Linked DNA regions of Homo sapiens: region 1 is linked to region 2. The links are chromatin loops, found by intact Hi-C in ENCODE. Cell type or tissue: Caco-2. All regions are shown on one strand. Region 1 overlaps FOXP4 (forkhead box P4). Region 2 overlaps MDFI (MyoD family inhibitor).

Region 1 (5,000 bases), 50 kb after region 2:
TAAGCTCCATCTCAGTTCCCCTGCAGGCCTAGAATGTTCTTTCTTCTCCCCTCTTTCTACCCAAATTTCCCCTCCTCAGCTCCAGAACTCTTCCAGGGAGTCTTCCAGGATACACTGGTCCCCAGTAAGCACTTAGGTCCCTCTGAGCCCCTATGGTGACTGGCACCCAGGACTCCATTTTATTAACAGCCATTATGTATTGAGGGCATATTATGCACCAGACATCTTTTTTTTTTTTTTTTTTTTTTTGAGACGGAGTCTCGCTCTGTCGCCCAGGCCGGACTGCGGACTGCAGTGGTGCAATCTCGGCTCACTGCAAGCTCCGCTTCCCGGGTTCACGCCATTCTCCTGCCTCAGCCTCCCGAGTAGCTGGGACTACAGGCGCCCGCCACCGCGCCCGGCTAATTTTTTGTATTTTTAGTAGAGACGGGGTTTCACCTTGTTAGCCAGGATGGTCTTGATCTCCTGACCTCGTGATCCACCCACCTTGGCCTCCCAAAGTGCTGGGATTACAGGCGTGAGCCACCGCACCCGGCCCAGACATCTTTTTATATATCATTAATCTTCTCAACAAGCCAGTGATGTAGAGATTATTACTCCACCCCATTCTACAAATGAGAACTCTGAGGCCCAGAGAGGTCCAGTGGCTTTCCCAATGCCACAGACCTGGCAAGCAGCAGAGCCAGGATTTGAACCCTTGTGTTTACTCCCTCACAGCACATGACAGTCGGCTGATCTCCATCTGTTTCCCAGCCAGAGAAGCAGCTCTCAGAGAACAGAGACCCACCCTGTGTTTCTCTGGTGACCACCCACCCTTACCCCCTGTACCTGGCCCACTCCTGGAGCCCAAGCATGGTGGCCTTGTATAGACAGGCCTGCATTCCAGGTCCCAGAGCAGGAGAGGCCCTCGTGGGAGGGCCAGGGCCAGAAGCCCAGAGTGCCAGCTTGGTTACCCAGCCCACCACTGCACTGTCCCTGTTAATTCAGCCAGTCTTCTGAAGGTTGCCAGCCCCCACGCCCTGTCCCTGGCCCCTCCTGGCTAGGACAGAGGGCCTTTCAGCCTGGGCTGCCACCATGACTGCCTTCTCAGGAGGGGCTGTTTTTCTAAACTTTTGATCCTGAGGCGGATGCAGACTGCAGGCCAGTGAGGTGTCGGGGGTTCTGTGTGGTGGGATGTCCCACCCTGGGGGTCCATTTCTGGTCACCTAGAGATGACTGCAGATGGAAGGGACCTCTGGTGTCAGTATATCGGGTAGTAGCATGTGCATGTGTGTGTGAAGGTGTGTGCTGTGCATGAGGGGTGTCATTTTAAAGTCCCCACCACAGACAGGGGGATCTTTGTCTGCACTGCTCTGCCTCACCGTCCCATCAGAAGGGCCCCTGTCTGATTATTTTTATAGGGTAATTCAGACTTCTCTGCCTCACTCTGTCCTTCAGTGACTGTTTCAAGATCAATTTACCTTATTCTGCTTAGAGTAGAATGGCAGCTGGGGAACTCAGAAGCCAGGGCCTAATTCCCAGCTTCGAGGCGCTCGGAGCCTCATTTCCCCACTCGGAGCCTCCAGAGAAGGAGGGAAGCAGCGATCACCAAAGTAAATCGTGTCACTAGAAAGCAGGGGCAAACCACAGGGTCTCCCTCTTCTCTTTCCCCACCGTCAGCCACAGGTTCATTTTTTTTTTTAAACCCAGAACCCGGATTGCTCATCTGCAAAGATTCTTTATTCTTAATGCTTTATCTGCTCATCTCTTTGACTCTGCCTCAGTCTCTTCATCTATAAAATGGGGATAATAATACCTAACTCAGAGTCGTTTTGGGGATGAAATGAAATATAAAGCTTCTAGGATAGTGCCTGGCACATAATGAGGGCTCATTAACTGTTAATAATTATTACTATTAAAAACAGGTACTGAGCCCTCCGCTGTACGGCGGCTGGCATTCTCAGGGAAGTTGTTCTGTGCCCCGGAAACAGGCAAGTTTGTCCAGAGGAGCCGGTCTGCTTTGTTTAAAGCGCCCTCTGCTGACCATCGGCAAGAAGGCCTTGGGCAAGGTGGCGAGTTCATGGTGGGGGAGCGAAGTGCTGAGTGCCAAGGGGAAGGGGGACTTCTGTCGGATGCAGAGCGCAGAGCGCTACTTATCCCACCCCTAAAACGTCCGGCTTGGAGTATTTCTCTTTTTTTTTTCCCCAGGTTCCAAAGATAGCTTCCCCAACAGGGCTCAGCAATGCTAAGACCAGGACAAGCTGCCAGCTGCAGTTAACAGCCTACTCCCTGGCTGTGAGTTAACAGTAGAAAGGAGAGAAGCTACATACCCAGCATGCAGCGCTTCCTGAGGCAAAGCGTGATGGGGGTTGGGGGTGGGGTGGACATGTTGGTTCATACTTCGAATAAGGTAATAATTGTGGGAGGGCTGCCCCATGTAGGATGTCAGATCAGGAAGAAAATAAATTACTGAGTCTATAAGCCCAATGCACCCAGAAGGTGGTGGTTCATAACAGCTCTTGTTTCTTATATTGCAAGACCCTCTCCTGTACCAGTGTCCAAAATAGATCATCACCCCACCTGCAAATGCACTGACCATTCACTATATCCCTGTGAGAGGAATAAAAAGAGGACTCTAGTTGAAGCAGGAGAAACTGAAGTTAGACCGCGGGAAGGACGGTCCTGAGAATAAAGCTAGGTGCAGTCTTGTCCCTCCAGAGTCTGGCATAGGAAGAATGCCCCCGGGGCTGGTCCACAGAACTGACTACTTCTTCAAGGGGGCAGAGTAAGGGGGCTGGGAGACTGGCAGCCAACACCTAAGGATTCTCTGGGGCATTCTGGTAGGTCCCAGCTGGGAGGGGAAGAAGGGGAAAGGGGAAGCGGCCGCAGCAAAATCATGGGTAATTGTTTTTATTGCATTGTAGAGAATGCCATTGTCCACAGATTACATGCAGCTAGGTTTACCGTACAAGGCCCTGGCAGCCTCCACGGAGGGCTGGGAGGGGCAGATTACAAAACACATCAGTGCTACTTTTTTAAACAGTATCTGGTGGGGAGACTCTGAGACCAAGCTGAGCTCCCCAGCCCCTCTCGAGGTACCATGGGGGACAGGGAATTCACCCCAGGCCCTACACAAGCGTCCAGAGGATTAGGGCTGTGGTGGAGCAGGCCTGCAGAGTGGATGAAGGTGAGACAGAGAAAGCGGGGCGAGTGAGCGACAGACAGAAATAGATGGACGAAAAGGACAAAAGACATGCCTGAGAGTAGAGAGAGGTCAGCAAAGACTCACCCTCCAGGTCCTTCTCCCAGCATTTGGCTGGAGAGTTCCAGCAGTTTGGTGATTTGTGGGAAGGGTGATTGACTCCAGTTCAGCTTTCTCAACACCCTCCCCTCCCCTGCTCCCCAAATACACTCTTCCCTGGGCCTTGTCCCTAGGGACAGGCCTGGGACTCCTTTCTGCCCTCAAGGAGGGAGTGTCCAGAAGGTGGCGTAAGACCAGTGAGAGCCGGGTGCAGTGGCTCACGCCTGTAATCCCAGCACTTTGGGAGGCTGAGGCTGGCGGATCACCTGAGGTCGGGAGTTCGAGATCAGCCTGACCAACATAGAGAAACCCCGTCTCTACTAAAAATACAAAAAAATTTAGCCCGGCGTGGTGGTGCACGCCTGTAATCCCAGCTACTTGGGAGGCTGAGGCAGGAGAATCACTTGAACCTGGGAGGCAAAGGTTGCAGTGAGCCGAGATAGCATCACTGCACTCCAGTCTGGGCAATAAGAGCGAAACTCCATCTTAAAAAAAATAAAAAATAAAGACCAATGAGACGGCTGAGGCCCTGGGGATGTGCACAGGGGTCTGAGGCGGCGGGAGGGGCTCTGTGTTGAGGAGGGGCAGCAGGTGGGGAACCAGGACTTAACACGGGATAAGAGGTGCAGGCTGGTGTGCTGGGGCTGGGGGAGGTGTCAGGGGCCATCTTTGGCTTAGCAGCTTGGCCCTTGGCCTCTTTCCTTGCAGCCTATCCAGGGTCCCCTTTGTATAGGTTGAATGATCCCGTTTCCGCCGTGAGCCCACTATGATGACCATGGTCACCACACAGTGTGCCACGTGGGTGTGCACGCACACTAATGGTCCTACTGCTTCAGGATGCCACCACCACACCTGGGCACTACACACACACACGCCTATCCAGGCAGCCCCCTTGAAGACGTGGACAATGGGCCTGGAAGGACACCTGGGAATGGGTGTGGATGTCTCCAGAGCTGGTGGCACAGGTAAAAGAACCCTGCGGCGGTGGTCCTCTCCATCCCTGCAGCAAATCAGCTGCCTTGCTCCAACACTCTGGCAAGAACTTGGATTTCAAACTAGTGAAAGAACTAGGGCAAAGGATTGGGACTCTGGAAGAAAACAGGAAAATGACAGAGAACCCTGTTTAAGCGTGGAAGGGACAGGAGGCACAGGGGAACCGGAGGTGGGTGGGCCCTGTCCACAGTGAGGGCACATGCCCAGCGCCCCTGCAGGGCTGCTCATTCCATCCACTCACAGAAACCACCACCACAGCGACCCTCACGTTGCTGCTGCTCTGCCCAGGCTCCCCGAGCAGAGCGATCTTTCAGCTTTAATGCTCCTCCCCTCCCGCACCTCGGTGACACACACAGGGCCCGGTGAATAGAGGACGTTTAATATTTCTGTGCTGGTCAAACGGAACACAGGTGGGGAATACATGGGGAGGGGGCGGAGGGCCCCCTGCCTCTCAGGAGGGGTGGCTTGTGAGGGGTGTATGTGGGGGGTTCTTGGGAAATATCCAAGGAGTCTTCTCAGTAAAGGGGCCAGGCCAGGGGTGTTATGAGCATCCGATACGCCCAGTCCTTGGCCTTGAGTTGGGGGTCCCCCATAGGGGGTCTGTGGAGAGTCTGACTTTTTTCCAGCTCTTTTGCTAGAATCCACACTCCCAGCACGACGGGTGACTTGGTCCTAGAGAGGGGTCTGGAGAGCCCCCAGGAAGCAGCCCAGGGTCAGGGAGAAGGGC
Region 2 (5,000 bases):
GGTCCCTTCCTCTCTGTGTCCTGAATTTCTTGTGTGCTCTCAGAGGTCAGAAAACCTTGAAGCTGGTGAAGTGAGGCGTGTGTGCGTGGAGATGGAGTGGGGAGGGGGTGGGGGGCTAGTTTGCGTTGCCTGTTAGAACCTCCTCCTCCTGCTGCAATGAAACCCACTCCCAAGGCCATAGGCTGCTCCCTCCTGTGACATTCCTTAAGAGAGTTTGGATTTCATCTGGCCCTTTTCCCCAGTCCCCACTCCTTCCTTCCAGAATCCCTCGGAACCACTCCAAGCCTTCATTCCTGGAAGCAGTGCCCACTAATACCCCTGCAGCCCCCGTCTCAAGGCCTTCATCAGCTGAGTGTTCTCCAAGTTGCCCCAACTGTCCCAGAGCCTCTCATGCCCCCTGGACCTCTCCTGGCCTCCTCCAGGTCCAGGATATGTGTGGGGGGTGCTGGTCCAGCTGCCCCCAGTGCGGCCCTGCGATCCTCACAGCCGCCATTGCTTCTCAGGCCCTTCCCTCTGCACTCCAAGGCCGCCCCACAGATGGCCGTAGGGGCCCATGCAGTCCTGACAAGGCTTCCTTCTTTCTCAGACGCCTGGCAATAGGGGGATGCCTGAGGCTGGGTGTGTGACCCCCACTGGGCCTCCAGTGAAGCCCAGGGGCAAGTCTGGGCTGCCCCAGGCCTGGAGTAGCCCCCTCCCAGGCACCCCTCTGGCACTGTCATGGGCATCACCTATGCCTTGGAGCGACTTCATGGGATAGAGCTGGAGAAGCTGAAGTCAGCAGGAGATTAATTAATCAAAACCCGAACACATCTGCTGTTAATTAATTCCATGCCAAGGTTAACTCTTCCCTCTGGGCTTCCCCTCCCCTTGGTGGGAAGAAGGAAATAATGGTGGGAGACAGCACCCCCTTAACCTTCTTCCCTTAGTGGGAAACATGAAGAAGGGAGGGGAACGTGAAGGGCAGGGCAGTTTCTGGGGTAAGAAAGCAGAAGAGGCAGGGCCCCCAGAGGGCAGGGCAGCCTCACCCATGTGGGTGCTTTTTAGCGGTGGTAGGGGGCGTTTGCTTTTGAGAGTCAGGGTCCATGGCAATTAGTCATGAGTCCTGAGGAAATCTGAGATGGACAAATATCTTTATTTACAGCAACAGATAGAACAGACCCTCCCTCCCTTCCCTTCCTTTCCCCTTCCAGTCTTTTCCATACTGTTCCCCCTCCCGCCCCACCCCAGGCTCTCGCCTAGCCCTGCCCTCTGGGGTCACTGCGTGGGTTAGGCCCCCAAAAAAGCCTAGGAAAGGAGACTGGAGAGGGCTGGCTGAGGGTGGGTGGGGCGTCTCTTCACATTTTTCTGTCCTCTAAGCCTGGGGTGGAGGAGAGAGGCAGGCACCAGGAGCAGGGAGAGGTAGAGAGCTACGGCCCCACCGGCCCACCCTCCCCAAGTAACTTTCACAGTGTTCCCCAGCCCTGGCTGCCCCCTGCGGTCCCCACCCCAGCCCTGCCCCTAGGTTGTCCTGTCAGGTCCTCAGCAATGTATGAACCTGGTAACCCAGTAAAGAGTTCAGGCTTCTCTGCCATGGGCCCACCACCCACGGCTGAGGAGGTGGCCCCTCTGAGTGCCCCCCACTATTTTCAAGGCTGGGGTTCTGAGAGGACATGGGTGGGTAGGAGAGGACCAGGGAGAGGGGGCTTCTCAAGCCTTGTGTGACAGTCCTGGGCCTGGCCCCACTCAGAGGGACCCTGCTGGAATCTGCAGGGGCGCCAGGCTGGCTTAGCCCCCGACAGAGGCTCAGGAGGAGAAGCAGAGCCCACAGCACTCCATGCAGATCTCCAGGCAGTCCGCGGACTCGCAGCAGGCATCCAGGATGCCGCAGTCCAGGTCGCAGGGCAGGTCGCAGTCGGCACACTCGCCAGAGCCACAGCAGCAGCAGCAGAGGCACGAGTCCTCCGAGCTGCAGGAGCCACAGGTGGCGCAGTCCAGGACGATGTTGCACAGCGTCAGGAACTCGCAGAACAGGCAGGACAGGATGCAGTGGACACAGCAGTCTGCGGGGTGGCGGTGGAGAGGGGGACGGGTGAGAGAGGGGAGGGATGAGCGTGTGTGAAATAGCCGGGGGTGTGGGGGCCTGCGGCAGCGGCAGCAGCAGGGACGCTGAGTGTTCACTGTGTGCCTGAAGCTCACGAATCCGTCCCCACAGCTCCATTTTCTAGGTGATGACCCCGAGGCACAGACAGTTAAGCACATCGGAGCGGGCAGTCTGGATCATCCTTGCTCTTAGCCACCCTCTGTTTATTTGTTTAACCAACATATGGAGTGATACATGTTCTTGGCACTGTTCTGAGTGCTGTGCATGAATTACATTCATTTAGGCCTCCAATGAATCTATGAGGCAGGGGCCTTTACTAGCCCCACTCTACAGATGAAGAGACTGAGGTTAAGAGAAGTCGGCCGGGCCCAGTGGCTCATGCCTGTAATCCCAGCTCTTTGGGAGGCCGAGGTGGGCGGATCACCTGAGGTTAGGAGTTCGAGACCAGCCTGGCCAACATGGCGAAATCCCATCTCTATTAAAAATACAAAAAATTAGCTGGGCGTGGTGGCACACGCCTATAATCCCAGCTACTTGGGAGGCTGAGGCAGGAGAATCGCTTGAACCCAGGAGGTGGAGGCTGTAGTAGTGAGCCGAGATCACACCATTGCACTCCAGCCTGGGCAACAAGAGCTGGACTCTCTCTCAAAAAAAAAAAAAAAAAAAAAAGAGAGGGAGAGTAGTTAAGTCTACACCCAGAATCCTACCACCTGGCTCATCTCTCACCTGGACACCTTCGACAGCCTGCTTACTGGTCTCCCTTTGACCACTGCCACCTGGCATCTCCACTCCACACCGCAGCCAGAGGGATCCTTTAGAAATACCTGTTGGATCCTGGCCCTCCTCTGCTCAGACCCCTCCCATGGTTCACATGTCGCTTGTGATAAAAGCTGAAATCTTTGAAGTGGCCTCTGAGGCCCCCTGTAGTGTGGTCCCTGTGCCCTCTTAGTTCTCTTCTCCCACTCTTCTCCTCCAGATCACTCTGCTCTGGCCACGCCAGCCTCCTGGCTGCTCCTTGGCCATGCAGGCGCTGATTCCTCTGCCTGGAACAATCTTGCCACAGGCACGTGCTTGGCTGAGTCCCTCATCTCCTTCTTTGCCCAAATGCCACCTCTCACCGAGGCCTTCCACCACCCGCTTCAATACCGCAACCGGCTGGCTCTGCCTCACACTCCCTGCCCGGCCCTACCTGACTGCCTTCTTCTTCCCTCAGAGGACATCGCCTCCCACTGTACTACACGGTTTCCTCATATTCATTGTCATCTCCTTCTACCGGATATGTAAGCTCCAGCAGGGCAGGCATCTTTGCCCATTTTGTTCAATGAAAGATTACAAGTCCCTAGAACAGCGCCAGACACATAGAGGTGCTCAGTGAATAGAATAGAAATGCATGAAGCTGCGCTGGGCACCAGCTGGGAGGTGGTGGAGCTGGGACTTGAATCCAGGCTGCTGGCTCTAGAACCCACGTCCTGCAGCCCTCCGTGTGCTGGGGCCAGGCCATGGGGCAAAGCGTGCAGCTCTCCTGGCCAGGGGGCCCCCTGGGAGGTTCACTGTGCTGTGGAGGGTCTAACCCTGTTCTCCTGCATTCCTGTGTGGAGGGAACTAGGGTCTTGTGATCTCTCTCCAAACTGGATAGGGTAGTTATCTTCAAACGTAAATCTAATGAGGTGACCACCTTGTTTAAAACCCTTCAGTGGCTCCCTACTGCTCTCCAGATAGTCTAGGCTTACTGCCTGGTTGGTAAGGACCTCCCAGGACCCCTGCCTGCTAGGAGTCTCACCTTTGGCAGTTCACCCTCCAGCCACACTGGCCATTTCTCAGCTCTGTGCGCATGCTCTCCTGGCTGGAGCCTCCTTCTGGTCTTTTAAGGCATGTTCAGACATCACCTCCAAGCCTTCCCAGGATTCCCTCCCCAGATTTCTGGGCTGGTGTGAGTGGTCCCCCTGTGTTTGCGTAATCCTCTGCATGAGTTTATCATTGCACTTATCACATCGTATGGCGATTACCTATCTACGTCTCTCATGAGAGCTTTATGAGGTCATGAACCAGGTTTCCAGCACATAGCAGGTGCCTAGGACATTTCATTTTATTTTTCTTTGAGACAAAGTTTTGCTCTTGTTGCCCAGGCTGGAGTGCAATCTCGGGCACGATCTTGGCTCACTGCAACCTCCGCCTCCGGAGTAGCTGGGATTACAGGCGCCCACCGCCACGCCTGGCTAATTTTTTGTATTTTTAGTAGAGACAGGGTTTCACCATTTAGACAAGGCTGGTCTTGAACTCCTGACCTCAGGTGATCCACCTGCCTCGGTGGATCCCAAAGGGCTGGGATTACAGAAGTGAGCCAACGTGCCTGGCCAGGACATTTTAAATGAATAAATGGCTCCTTCATAAATAAGACTGTTGGGACTGGGCTTGGTGGCTCACGCCGGTAATCCCAGAACTTTGGGAGGCCGAGGCGGGTGGATCACCTGAGGTCAGGAGTTCGAGACCAAGCTGGCCAATATGGCGAAATCCTGTCTCTACTAAAAATACAAAAATTAGCTGGGCGTGGTGGGACGCGCCTGTAGTTCCAGCTACTCAGGAGGCTGAGACAGAAGAATCGCTTGAACCCGGGAGAAGGAGGTTGCAGTGAGCCAAGATTGCGCCACTGCGCTCCAGCCTGGGCGACAGAGCAAGACTCCATCTCAAAAAAAAAAAAAAAAAAGGAAAAAGACTGTTGGGCAGAATCTGCTTTGCAGAGTGGGAAGGTTTCTGAGCATGTTATGTGCAAGTGTGTTTTGCAGATGCCCAGGCCAGGGTCCCTTCACATGGACAGGAATCACTGGAACATTCTGAGGTAAAGGTCAGGCCATCACTGAGCTCAGGCAGCTGTTGGCCATGTTCAATTGATGGCTGATGAGGAGGGGACTGGCTGCCCCTG

Evidence for each region. A loop is a pair of places that touch in the nucleus more often than their neighbours do. Peaks named below come from ENCODE experiments on the same cell type or tissue, not always from the same donor. Only the 100,000 strongest peaks of a DNase experiment are listed, where the experiment ranks them.
Region 1: a loop joins it to region 2, with 2.8 times the contacts of the local background. A loop is called at or near these places in 2 of 110 quality-filtered maps.

The regions. Positions count from the first base shown.
Region 1 is chr6:41,600,258-41,605,257 of GRCh38, reverse strand. FOXP4 (forkhead box P4) reads right to left here. Exons shown (of 17, transcript NM_001012426.2): 17 at 2,874-5,000. Among named protein-coding and RNA genes, the nearest start is that of MIR4641, 4.0 kb to the right of the region's middle. RefSeq lists an enhancer at 1,893-2,187. In Caco-2, CTCF peaks have their summits at 2,017 (motif pointing left) and 3,415 (motif pointing right); DNase peaks (open chromatin) are centred at 2,007, 2,317 and 3,463.
Region 2 is chr6:41,650,358-41,655,357 of GRCh38, reverse strand. MDFI (MyoD family inhibitor) reads right to left here. Exons shown (of 5, transcript NM_005586.4): 5 at 1,114-2,039. The coding sequence ends at 1,783. Among named protein-coding and RNA genes, the nearest start is that of MDFI, 14 kb to the right of the region's middle. In Caco-2, no CTCF peak of the experiment used is centred here; a DNase peak (open chromatin) is centred at 1,997.